Regions from separate parts of the Mus musculus genome. Here region 1 is linked to region 2. A link is a loop called in an ENCODE intact Hi-C map of the cell type or tissue named here. Cell type or tissue: heart. All regions are shown on one strand. Links, peaks and the distances in the headings refer to the core of each region. The heading gives the core; the rest is flanking DNA. Region 1 has its middle 25 kb from the start of Gnpda2. Region 2 has its middle 93 kb from the start of Gm26044.

Region 1 (5,392 bases), core at 325-5,324, 230 kb after region 2:
TCACCATTTCTTGTCATAAATACTGCTTTGGTGAGCCAGAAACATTGAATTCAAAGGGAGATAAATGGTAGGAGATGTAGCAACATAATCAGATAGAAGAATGACTAGGAAGCAAACCTGGAAAAGCTTTGGGAAGATGCGGATCCCAGCATTTGATAGGAATGTTGGGATGTTTGTCACAGGACATCTGTGCAACTGGTATCATGCTTTCAGCTTACAGGTTAGCTCAGGGCTGCGTACAGAGACCCAGTAGCATAGCCAAGAAATCATTCCCTCAGGGGCTAGAATCAGAAGGAGGAATGCAGGGGCAGTGGGCAGGAAATCACATCTCAGAATGCACACACAAGAACATGCAGTAGGCAGGGATTAGGTGAAAAGTATATAATTTTATTGAGAGTCTCCTAGCAAAAACCACCTCTGGTGGCTTGTGAATTTAGGTGATATGTCCTCCTGTATATCCTTTTTTGCCACATTCGAGAAGATAATTATAGTAATAGCAATTGTCCAGGAAGGATCATGTTCATTCAAAACTGCTTCAAATAATCTTATGATAGGCCCCTGTGTGCAGTTAAATAGTAACAATAGCAAGCTACAGACTAGAAGAATGCCTCCTGGAACTGAGAGCACTAGATAGAAATGACCCTGGGACAGACAATTCACTGCAATAAATATTTACACGCAAGAAATGCAGAGAAAAGATATACTGTGGGATCCACTATGATACTACACTACATTTTTTTCCTCTGTTGGGGGTGAGTACTAGGAGAGGGCAAGATGAGTGGATTGAGGTGCATGGTGGGAAATGCACAAAGAACCAATTAAAATTTAAAAAAAGAAAGAGAAAAAAAATTCACCAACCCCTACCCCCACCCCCCAATGCTTGAGATTGATCATATGATGCAACGGGCTATGAGAAATTAGATCAGGAATTCAAGGCAAACCTGGGAGCAGGACCTGAAACCGAGGCCATGGAGAAGAACCGTTTATTGGCTTTCTCCTCATAGGTTGATCAGCAATTCTGGGGTGGACCCAGAACCACTTTCCTAGAGATGTCACTACCAGAAGTAGGCATTCCCTCAACAATCATCAGTCAAGACAGCTCCCACAGGCTTGCCCCAGTCCAGTCTGGTAGGGATATTTTCTGTCCTTGTTCATGATGTATATAGCTCTCACTCTATTATCAGGTGCATATGGTTTTATGGACCTAATCATATGCATATGATTGAATGCCGTCTTGGTTAATCTTTCCTTTTATCTCCAGGAAATCATACACAAAAACACGGTCCTATTTCTAAGAGGAAGTTGTCTTGAGATGCATTTTGTATTGTTTTAATATATTCACATCAGCTATCAGTTCTTATCAGTTGTATAATGTAGATTTTCTTATCCTTACACTTTAACCTCATGACATCACATTTTTACAATAAGCAAATTATGTATAAACAACACATCATTGAAACTTGGCTTTTTTATTTATTTTTAAACCAGCAGCACAATCTCCACTTTTAAATTGGAATATTAGGTCTATTTTCCTTAAATAGCATAATTAACACTAAGCATGTAATTATTCAGATTTGCTTTAGACGAATAATTGCAAAGGTTAATTCTGATGACATCCTTCTTATAGGTAGTGTTTGTACCTTATGAAAAATTATAGCTTTGCCAATACAGGACTCTGTCAACCTCCTTTTGCTTGTTTTGCTACTACAAACCTATAATTTAAGGGTTTTATATCTATGTATGTCATAGTCTTCACAACCCACATATATAATCCATACATCCTTTATGATTTTAGGTTCCTCAGTTTTACCTGCAGTTGACTGAGCTCTAATAATCGTAAGGTTAAAATGTGAAAATGTGTCTATTGATTGAGGTTTTGAATCAACTTCATGTAAATTGATGGGATTGTTCACAAGGATCTGGGGAAACATGGTATTTCCAAATGGCTCTAGCTTGTGTCAAATTGATGAAAATCTACCCAGCAAAATAGGTTTTTTCCTAGATTCTTCATATGTTCACCATCATTTAATTTAAATCCTTCACAATAGACACACACACACACACGTACACACACACCAATTTAAAATTCAGTCTTTGATACTAACATTCGAGTCGTCTTAAGCATGTTTTTTCCTGTTACCTACTTTTGCTTTTATCTGTGAGTCCAGTTTTCCTTTATTCATTTCACAACGATAGTACTTTGTTAACATTCACACACTGTCAATCATGTACAATTATGGGCCATAGCATCCTTTTGCAGGTTAGTGTTTTCCTGGGGGGATTTAAGCAAATGCCCATTCATTCCAGACAGCACACTGGTTAGAAACTTAACCAACACCTCTACCCAGGTCTAGCTTAGTGAACCGGTGAATTTACTTGAGCCGTTTTCTACACTGTTGTTGGAAGTTTCCTTTCAGAAGTATGGGTCACTCAAAGGTAACTGCCTCAGCAAGAGCCCACTCCAACATTGGTGGTAAACAATGAAGTCTGCATCCGCTAGTTCTCTGTACATCTCTGAAGCTGTTCTCAGTCTGACTCATCTCAGCCGCTGTACACTCACTGCATCTTTCAAGACCTTGAGGAGGAGCCTTAAGAGTCTTGTACCTTCCAAGCTTCCTGACATTAACAAGTTTCAGTAACCTTCCAAGACCTGTGCATCTCCTTCTAGGAAAGAATGGTTAAATTGTCTTGAACTTGTGTGGTTTTCATTCTATAATTTTCTAGACAGGGACTTACTTTGGCCTTCATCTTAGGATGAACGTTTAGTCCTGAGGATACTACCATTATTTCCATGTCATAGTCCTTCTGAGCTTTCAATTAAGTATCCCCATTAGAAAGATTTAAATGTCAATTCTGACAACATTATGGTGTGCAGGAAATCTTCGCAGCTTAGCACTTTAGAGTGCAAACTGATTTGCTCCTATGTGCTCATTAGACATTCGCCTATGCATGCATAGTTTGATTTATTCATGAATGTGAGAGAAATTTTATGGAGTTTTGGGGCTTGCCTATTTTTAAAGAGACAGTCTTCTTAATTTCTAGTTGTCTGGGAGTGTTGGACATTGAATTTAAAGTTTTAAATTATTACAACTATGAGTTTCTGCTTTAGTTTTATTCCTTGCATAATACAACTTAATTTTAAAATGATAGATATGAGAGTTAATATCAGATTCATCTAAATAACTTTTATTGCAAGGTGCCAAAATAATACTGAACATGTAAAAGTAAAAGAAGTCATCTAAGAATGATTCTTATTTAGTCCAAAGATGACTTATTTCAAAGAGCAGACTACAGAATTGAAAAGAAAACAGAATATCTAAAACAATCCTGAATAATGAAATAACTGCTGGAGTTATTGCCATCCCATATTTCAAGTAGTATTACAGAGCTTTCATAATAAACAGCATGTTGCTGACACTAAAACAGATATATTGATCAATAGAATCAAATTGAAAATGCTGACATAATTCCACCATCTAAACACAACAGGTTTTTTGTTTGGTTGGTTGGGTTTTGTTGTTGTTGTTGTTTGTTTGTTTTGACAAAGAAGTCAAAATTATGTACTGGAGAAAAGACATCATATTCAAGCAATATTTCTGGTCAAACTAGTTAGGAGTGTGTAGAATAATTAAAACAGGCCCTTGTCTATCTATTGGCACAATCCTCAATTCTGAATGCATCAAAGAACTCAGCATAAGACCAGATACTCTGAATCTAATAGAAGAGAAAGTAGAGGAATAGGCTTGAATTTATAGGCACAGGGAAGCATAGGCCTTAAGATAAACAGTTAAAAACTGGAATTTCATGAAACTCAAACGCTTAAATGGCAAAGGACATTGTCATTTGGACAAAGCTGCTCCCTAATAAATTGAAAAGGATCTTTACCAATTACACATCTGATATAGGGTTAGTATATAGAATATATAAAGAATTTAAAATACTACTAAATATCAAGAAAACAAACAACTTAATTAAAAATTAGGTACATAGAGTCCATAAAGATAAAACACAAATGGCTGAGAAAAAGTTTTTAAAATGTTCAACTTCTTACTCATCTGGGAAGTAAAAATAAAAATTACTTTGGGATTTCAAATTACCAAAGTCAGAGTGGCAATTTCAATAAAACAAATGACAAAACATACTGGCAAGAATGTGGACTATAGAGGAACTTTAATCTAGAAGCATGGCTACTCTGGCAAGTGATCATATCCAAAGGCTTAGGTCTGTGTGCTCCAGCTGGAATACAAACACTGAGTACATAATTTTCATCACTCTGGCTAGAATACAGACAGACCCTTTACCAAACAAGGTAAAGTTAGTTCATAGAAATAGCCATCTATGTTTGAAAGTGACATCTAATTGAGGAGTAGACAATGTGACAAATCAGAGAAAGTTTTGACAGAATGAGTCAGAAATAAGATAGGCCGATGTCTCATGAAAACAGACAGAAAAGTAAAGCAACTTAAGAGAGCAGGAAAGAGACAGAGAGAGAGAGAGAGAGAGAGAGAGAGAGAGAGAGAGAGAGAAAGAGAGAGAGAGAGAGAAGAAGAAGAAGAAGAAGAAGAAGAAGAAGAAGAAGAAGAAGAAGAAGAAGAAGAAGAAGAAGCAGCAGGAGGAGGAGGAGGAAGACAGAGACAGAGACAGAAATAGAGATAGAGAAGAAAGAAGAGAGGAGGCAGTTTTACAGGGACAATTTAACAGAGACACAGCTGAAGACAGAAGGAGCTAGAGAATAAGAAGGAGCCAGAAGGTTAGAAGAAATGGCCAGCATTTGGAGGCTGATTATGGGATAGATCCCTGGATATGGCAGTCTCTAGATGGCCCATCCTTTTGTCTCTGCTCCAAACTTTGTCTCTGTAACTCCTTCCATGGGTGTTTTGTTCCCAATTCTAAGAAGGGGCAAAGTGTCCACACTTTGGTCTTCATTCTTCTTGAGTTTCATAAATTGTATCTTATATCTTGGGTATTCTAAGTTTCTGGGTTAATATTCACTTATCAGTGAGTACATATCATTTGAGTTCTTTTGTGATTGGGTTACCTCACTCAGGATGATGCCATCCAGGTCCAACCATTTGCCTAGGAATTTCATAAATTCATTCTTTTTAATAGCTGAGTAGTTAGTACTCCATTGTGTATATGTACCACATTTTTTGTATCCCATAATCAGCCTCCAAACGCTGACACCATTGCATACACTTGCAAGATTTTGCTGAAAGGACCCAGATATAGCTGTCTCTTGTGAGACTATGCCAGGGCCTAGCAAACACAGAAGTTGATGCTCACAGTCAGCTATTGGATGGATCACAGGGCCCCCAATGGAGGAGCTAGAGAAAGCACCCAAGGAGCTAAAGGGATCTGCAACCCTATAGGTGGAACAACAATATGAACTATG
Region 2 (5,392 bases), core at 171-5,170:
AAATAAAATTCGAGAAAATATTCACATAATTTCCTGTGTTTTGTCACATTTGGTGGAAGGCACAGGTGGATTTAAGACTGAATCTTGGGTTTATGGCCAAGTATGATTATAGGATGGATTAGTGGTTACTAGAAACAAAAATAAAAAAGTTCACGAATAATGTTGTTACACAAGTAATAAATTAATCAATCATATCTTATCAACTCCAAATGGAGTTCTCCCAAAAAAGCTTGGGTAGCATAAATTTTACAGCAGAATTTATGTTGAAAAATGTGTGTGAGATGATGTCTGTAGAAGGGTATGTGAATATGAATAAAAGTTCCAAGAAGACTCAATAAGTATCAGAAATCCTAGCATGAGGCTTCCAAATTCTTTCTGTGGGCCTATCATATTTTGATTTGATTGCAGTTGTATCTTCTAGATGTGCCCATACTTCGAATTTATAGATCTCTATCTCCTACATTATGGAAACTTTAAAGTAGTAAAATCTATCTTTCTTGTTTAATATCTTCTATTTTACTTCATTAAAAATTTGACAATCCATGCATCTAAGTGGATTCATTCCCTGCATCTACCAGGAGATGACATTTTCATCTGTCCCAAAGAAGAAAGAATGCAAAATTGATACATTATAGAACACATCTTTAGACACCTTTTACTCAGATCTAGTATAGGTACCATAGTAGCACCAAACAAGTATTAACTAACTCTACAAATATGGTTAAAATCATGGAGAGATTGGAGAATACAAGAAATCTATCTCAATATAATAAAATCAGTTTATAGCAAGCCCAAATTCAGTCAACTTAATGTAGAGAAACTCAATGCAATTCCACTAAAATCAGGAACATGGCTCTCACCACACCTATTCTATATAGTACTAGAAGTCTCAACTAGAACAGCAAGAAAACTGGAGATGAAATAGATACAAATTAGAGAGAAAGAATTAAGAGTGTATTTATTTGCAGATATGATAGTATACATGTGACCCTAAAACATCCACTGGGAAACTCCTACAGCTAATAAAGACTTTTAGTAAAGTAGCTGGATAGAAATAAACTCAAAAAATCAGTACCCATCCTATATAAAAGTGACAAATGGACCAAGAAGCAGGGGATAAAAAAACAAACAAACAAAAACAAACAAACAAAAATATATGGAAACTGCAACTTTCACAGTAGCTTCAAATAATATGTTTTAAAAATCTTTTTGTAACTCTAACCACGAAAATGAAAGCCTTGTATGGCAATAACTTCAAGTCTTTAAAGAAAAAAATCAAAAAAGTTATCAGAAGATGGAAAGATTTCCAGGCTAATGGATTGGTAGAATTTTCATAATAGATATGTCTATCCTACCAAAATGAAATCTACTGATACAATGCACACCCACCAAACAAACAAAACCCAAGAATGCTACAACAATGCTGAGCAATAAAAGAATTGCTTGAGATGTCATCATACCTGATTTAAAGTTGTACTATATGTTTACAACAATAAAAACCATGTTCTATTGGTATAAAAACAGACGTCCTGATTTATGGAGTAAAACTAATAATACAGACCTAAGTCCACCTACCTATACTCACATTTTTTTTTCAGAAAGTAGCCAGAAAAACATAGTAGAAAAAGATAACTTTAACAAGCAGTGATAGTCAAACAGGATGTCTTAGTGTAGAAGAAAACAAATACATAAACCAAGATGAAATCAGATACAATGAATCCAATAGAAGAGAAAGTTGGGAATAGCTTTGAACTCCTTGGCACATGAGATAACTTTCTGAACAGAACACCAATAGTATAGACACTAAAATAAGCACTCCTTGAGACATCATGAAGCTGAAAAGCTTTGGTATAACAAAAGAAGACACCATTATTTAGACAAAGCAGCAGCCTACAGAATGAAAGAAGATTTTTACTATTTACCTATCCAATAGTGGGATAATATCAAAAATATATAAATAACTAAAAAATAGATATCAAGAAAACCACTCCATTAATATAGGGACAGATATAGAGAATTCTCAAAAGAGAAAATACAAATGGCTGGCAAAAACTTAAATAAATATTTAATGTCTTTAGCCATTTGGGAAATGCAAATCAAAATCATTTGAGACCTCATCTTATACCTGTGAGGATGACCAAGATCAACAATACACATGACAACCTGTGTTGGTAAGGGTGTAGAACAAGAACACTTAGCCATTGCTGGTGAGAGTGTGAACTTGTACAGGCACTAAGGAAATCAATCACTTTGGTGGTTCCTCAGAACGATGGCCTTCCATTTCCATCAATATTAGCTGTACTACCCTTAGGCATATACCCTAAAGATATTTCATCCTACCACAAAGACATTTGTTCAGCAACATTTGTTGCTGCTCTATTCACAATAGTCAGGAATTGGAAATCACCTAGATGTACTTCAACAGAGTAATGAATAAAGAAAATGCACATTTAACACAGTACTACTTAGCCATTAAAACATGGCATCATGAAATTTTCAGGGAAATTGGTGAAGCTAGAAAAAAATTATCCAGTGTGGTAACCCAAACTCAGACAGATAAATATGACATATATTTACTTGTATGTGCGTATTAGATGTTAAGCAAATGGGAGCCAAGCTATAATCTGTAGAACCACAGATACTAGGTATAGTGTAAGGAACTGAGGGGTATAGATAGAGCTCATTAGGAAAGGGGAGTAGAATAGATACCTATAGGTTAAGGTTAGTGGAAGAGACTGGAATGTCAGAAAAGGGATCAACATGGAAAGGGAAGAAGAGAGGAGAGGAGGATGTGGGAGGAATACAGAGAGAGATAGCTAAAATCAAAGAACATTTAAGTGGTGGTATGAAAACAAAATACAAGAGAAACTTCCTAAAATACATACATATACGAAGGCAATATAAATAAAATCACCAAATAATGCAAAATACCAAGCCCAACAAGCCATCTTTGTCACCAAATAAAGCTTGCAATACTGAGATTATTGTATATCTAATTAAACTGTAGGCCCAAAGGATGCCATGGTAATTCCAGAAAGACCCAGGCTGTTGTTAATACTCTCCACAAAGGGGCAGCATGGCCCCACTGCTGAGGATGCCTACATTACTCATCAAACATGGAGAAGTCAAGCTGGGGCATACATAGAGCCTTCACACCTATGTTCTAGTTTCTATGCTACAAGAAGTTACTTGTCATGCTACAAAAAGAAAAACATAAGCATCAAGCCACCTAAAAACCCTTTAATCTATAATTGTGTCCTTCCTGCAAGATCATGCTCCAGCAATTGGGAGTGACCAACCAATATCTTATTTGACTGAAAGCCCACCCCCTTGTGATGGAACCCACCCCTGGCACTCCCTGGGTGACCTAGAACCTTAGATTCCATAGTCAGGGTCCTCCAATAAAACCTAATACTACTTTTTTTTTTTAAATGGCTCCTGATGACATACCGCTATACTCAAAGACCAGTATCTTTTCAGCAACCATCAAAACAGCTTCCTATTGTATCAAATGAAAACAAATAAAGGCATCCACAGCCAGACAACATGCAGAGTATGAGACTCCTTGGAACACACAATAGTAAATGGGATGTCTCCATAAAAAGTCTCCCCAAGGACTCAGGGAACTCCACATAAGAGGAGGCAGGAAGAATGTAAGGATCAGAGGAGCAGGAGAACACCAAGAAGACATGTTCCTCTAAATCACCATAATCAAAGTTTATGGGACCTCACACAGACTGGGGAATCACGCTCAAGGCCGACACAGGACTGTACCGTGTTCTCTGAGTACATGTTATGGCTTCTGTTTCCATTTAAGAATTCCTGAGTGTGAAAATAAGTAGGAATCTCTTTTTTATGCCTTCTCCTGGGATCTTCTCCTTCTGTTAATTTGTTTTACCCAGTTCCAATATTTTATTGTTTATTTTATTTAATTTCATTTATCTTCCCTTAGCTGCCTGTTTATTTTCTAAATGAAGGAAAGAAAGTGAATCCAGATGGGAGGAAGGTGGCCAATACCTGGGAGGAGTAGAGGAAAAAAAACTGTAATCAGGATATATTATATGAAGGGAAAAATCTATTTCCACCAAAAGAAAATAAAAGAAATTCAAAGCTGTGGCAAAATGACACAAAGGAATGAAATACTCTGTGGCCAAGGTGAGGGCATAATTTGATTCTGCCTTTACAGAGCAGTAACTAGATGTGATTATTACAGAAAATTTTGAATAATGCTTCAAATGCTATCTTGAATCTCCTGTCTGTAATGAGATAAATTGAAGTTATTGGGCCTGGGAGATTTGGGGGAGTTGCCAACTCTTGTATTCCAAAGTCAAACTCTATCTCTTTACCCTAAATTCCCTCCAGAAGATTTTTTTCAGAGTACAAGTGGGAACATTGTTTAAAAGCATTATCTTCCAAGGACATCTGAATTCAAATCTGAAAGTACAATCTACTCACATTAACTAATACAGGACTTAAGTATCTTCATTCTAATTTACATAAGCTGTTTCAATACTTATTAGGAAAGTATTTCTTAATACACCTACCAGTTTAAATAATTTAAAGTAGTAATTAGCTATATCAACAGTTTCAAAAAGTGTTTTATATATAGTGCATTGTTAATGTCTGCATGACTAATTCGACATCCATTAGATAGTTCCAATGGAAAACATTTGTGAAAACACTAAACATAAGAAGAGACTGTTGTTATTTCTAAAGTTAAAAGTGGAACACAGAATTTTCATTATGCCTTCTAAGCAAAACCAATGATTAAAAAATGTAGGAAAATTGTGTGATCTTTATATCATGCTGCCTCTAATATGAAATCACTCGGAGATTACCATATACCTCAGTAATGCTACTATTTTAACTGAAAGAACATGCACAACTAACATGACCACATGAATACTCACAGAAATGTTATTCATAATTGTCAGAAGGTGGAAACAGCCCAGATGACCACCAACTGGTAAATGGATCAACAAAACTGTGTATCTTCTGCAAAGTATTATATAGTCCCCATAAAGGATAAGGCATGAATGAATTTTTAAAATGGTAGGTTGAGTGAAGGAAACTAGATACACAAAGCTACATGTTCTATGTCTCCATTTTTTTTAAATGTCTGAAATAAATGAACTCATTGGGACAAAAATACATAAGTGGTTATTAGAAGCAGTGGGGAGCAGGGAGCGGTGAGTGGCTGTTAGTGGTATTGTATTAAGAAATGTTATAGAGTTGGAGAGTGGCAATGGACAGGCAGCATTATAAGTACACTGAAAATGTTGAATTACACTTTTCAGAAATATGAATAGTTTATCTGAATTGTATCACATTTTGAAAAAAAAATATTCAGTTGGAAGAGAAGGTGTTTGATTACTAGTGTCCTAACTGATCT

What was found. Peaks named below come from ENCODE experiments on the same cell type or tissue, not always from the same donor. Only the 100,000 strongest peaks of a DNase experiment are listed, where the experiment ranks them.
Region 1: a loop joins it to region 2, with 5 times the contacts of the local background. A loop is called at or near these places in 5 of 42 quality-filtered maps.

What each region holds. Positions count from the first base shown.
Region 1 is chr5:69,615,068-69,620,459 of GRCm38, reverse strand. No RefSeq gene overlaps it. Among named protein-coding and RNA genes, the nearest start is that of Gnpda2, 25 kb to the right of the region's middle. In heart, for the core only: no CTCF peak of the experiment used is centred there; no DNase peak of the experiment used is centred there.
Region 2 is chr5:69,842,697-69,848,088 of GRCm38, reverse strand. No RefSeq gene overlaps it. Among named protein-coding and RNA genes, the nearest start is that of Gm26044, 93 kb to the right of the region's middle. In heart, for the core only: a CTCF peak has its summit at 3,067; no DNase peak of the experiment used is centred there.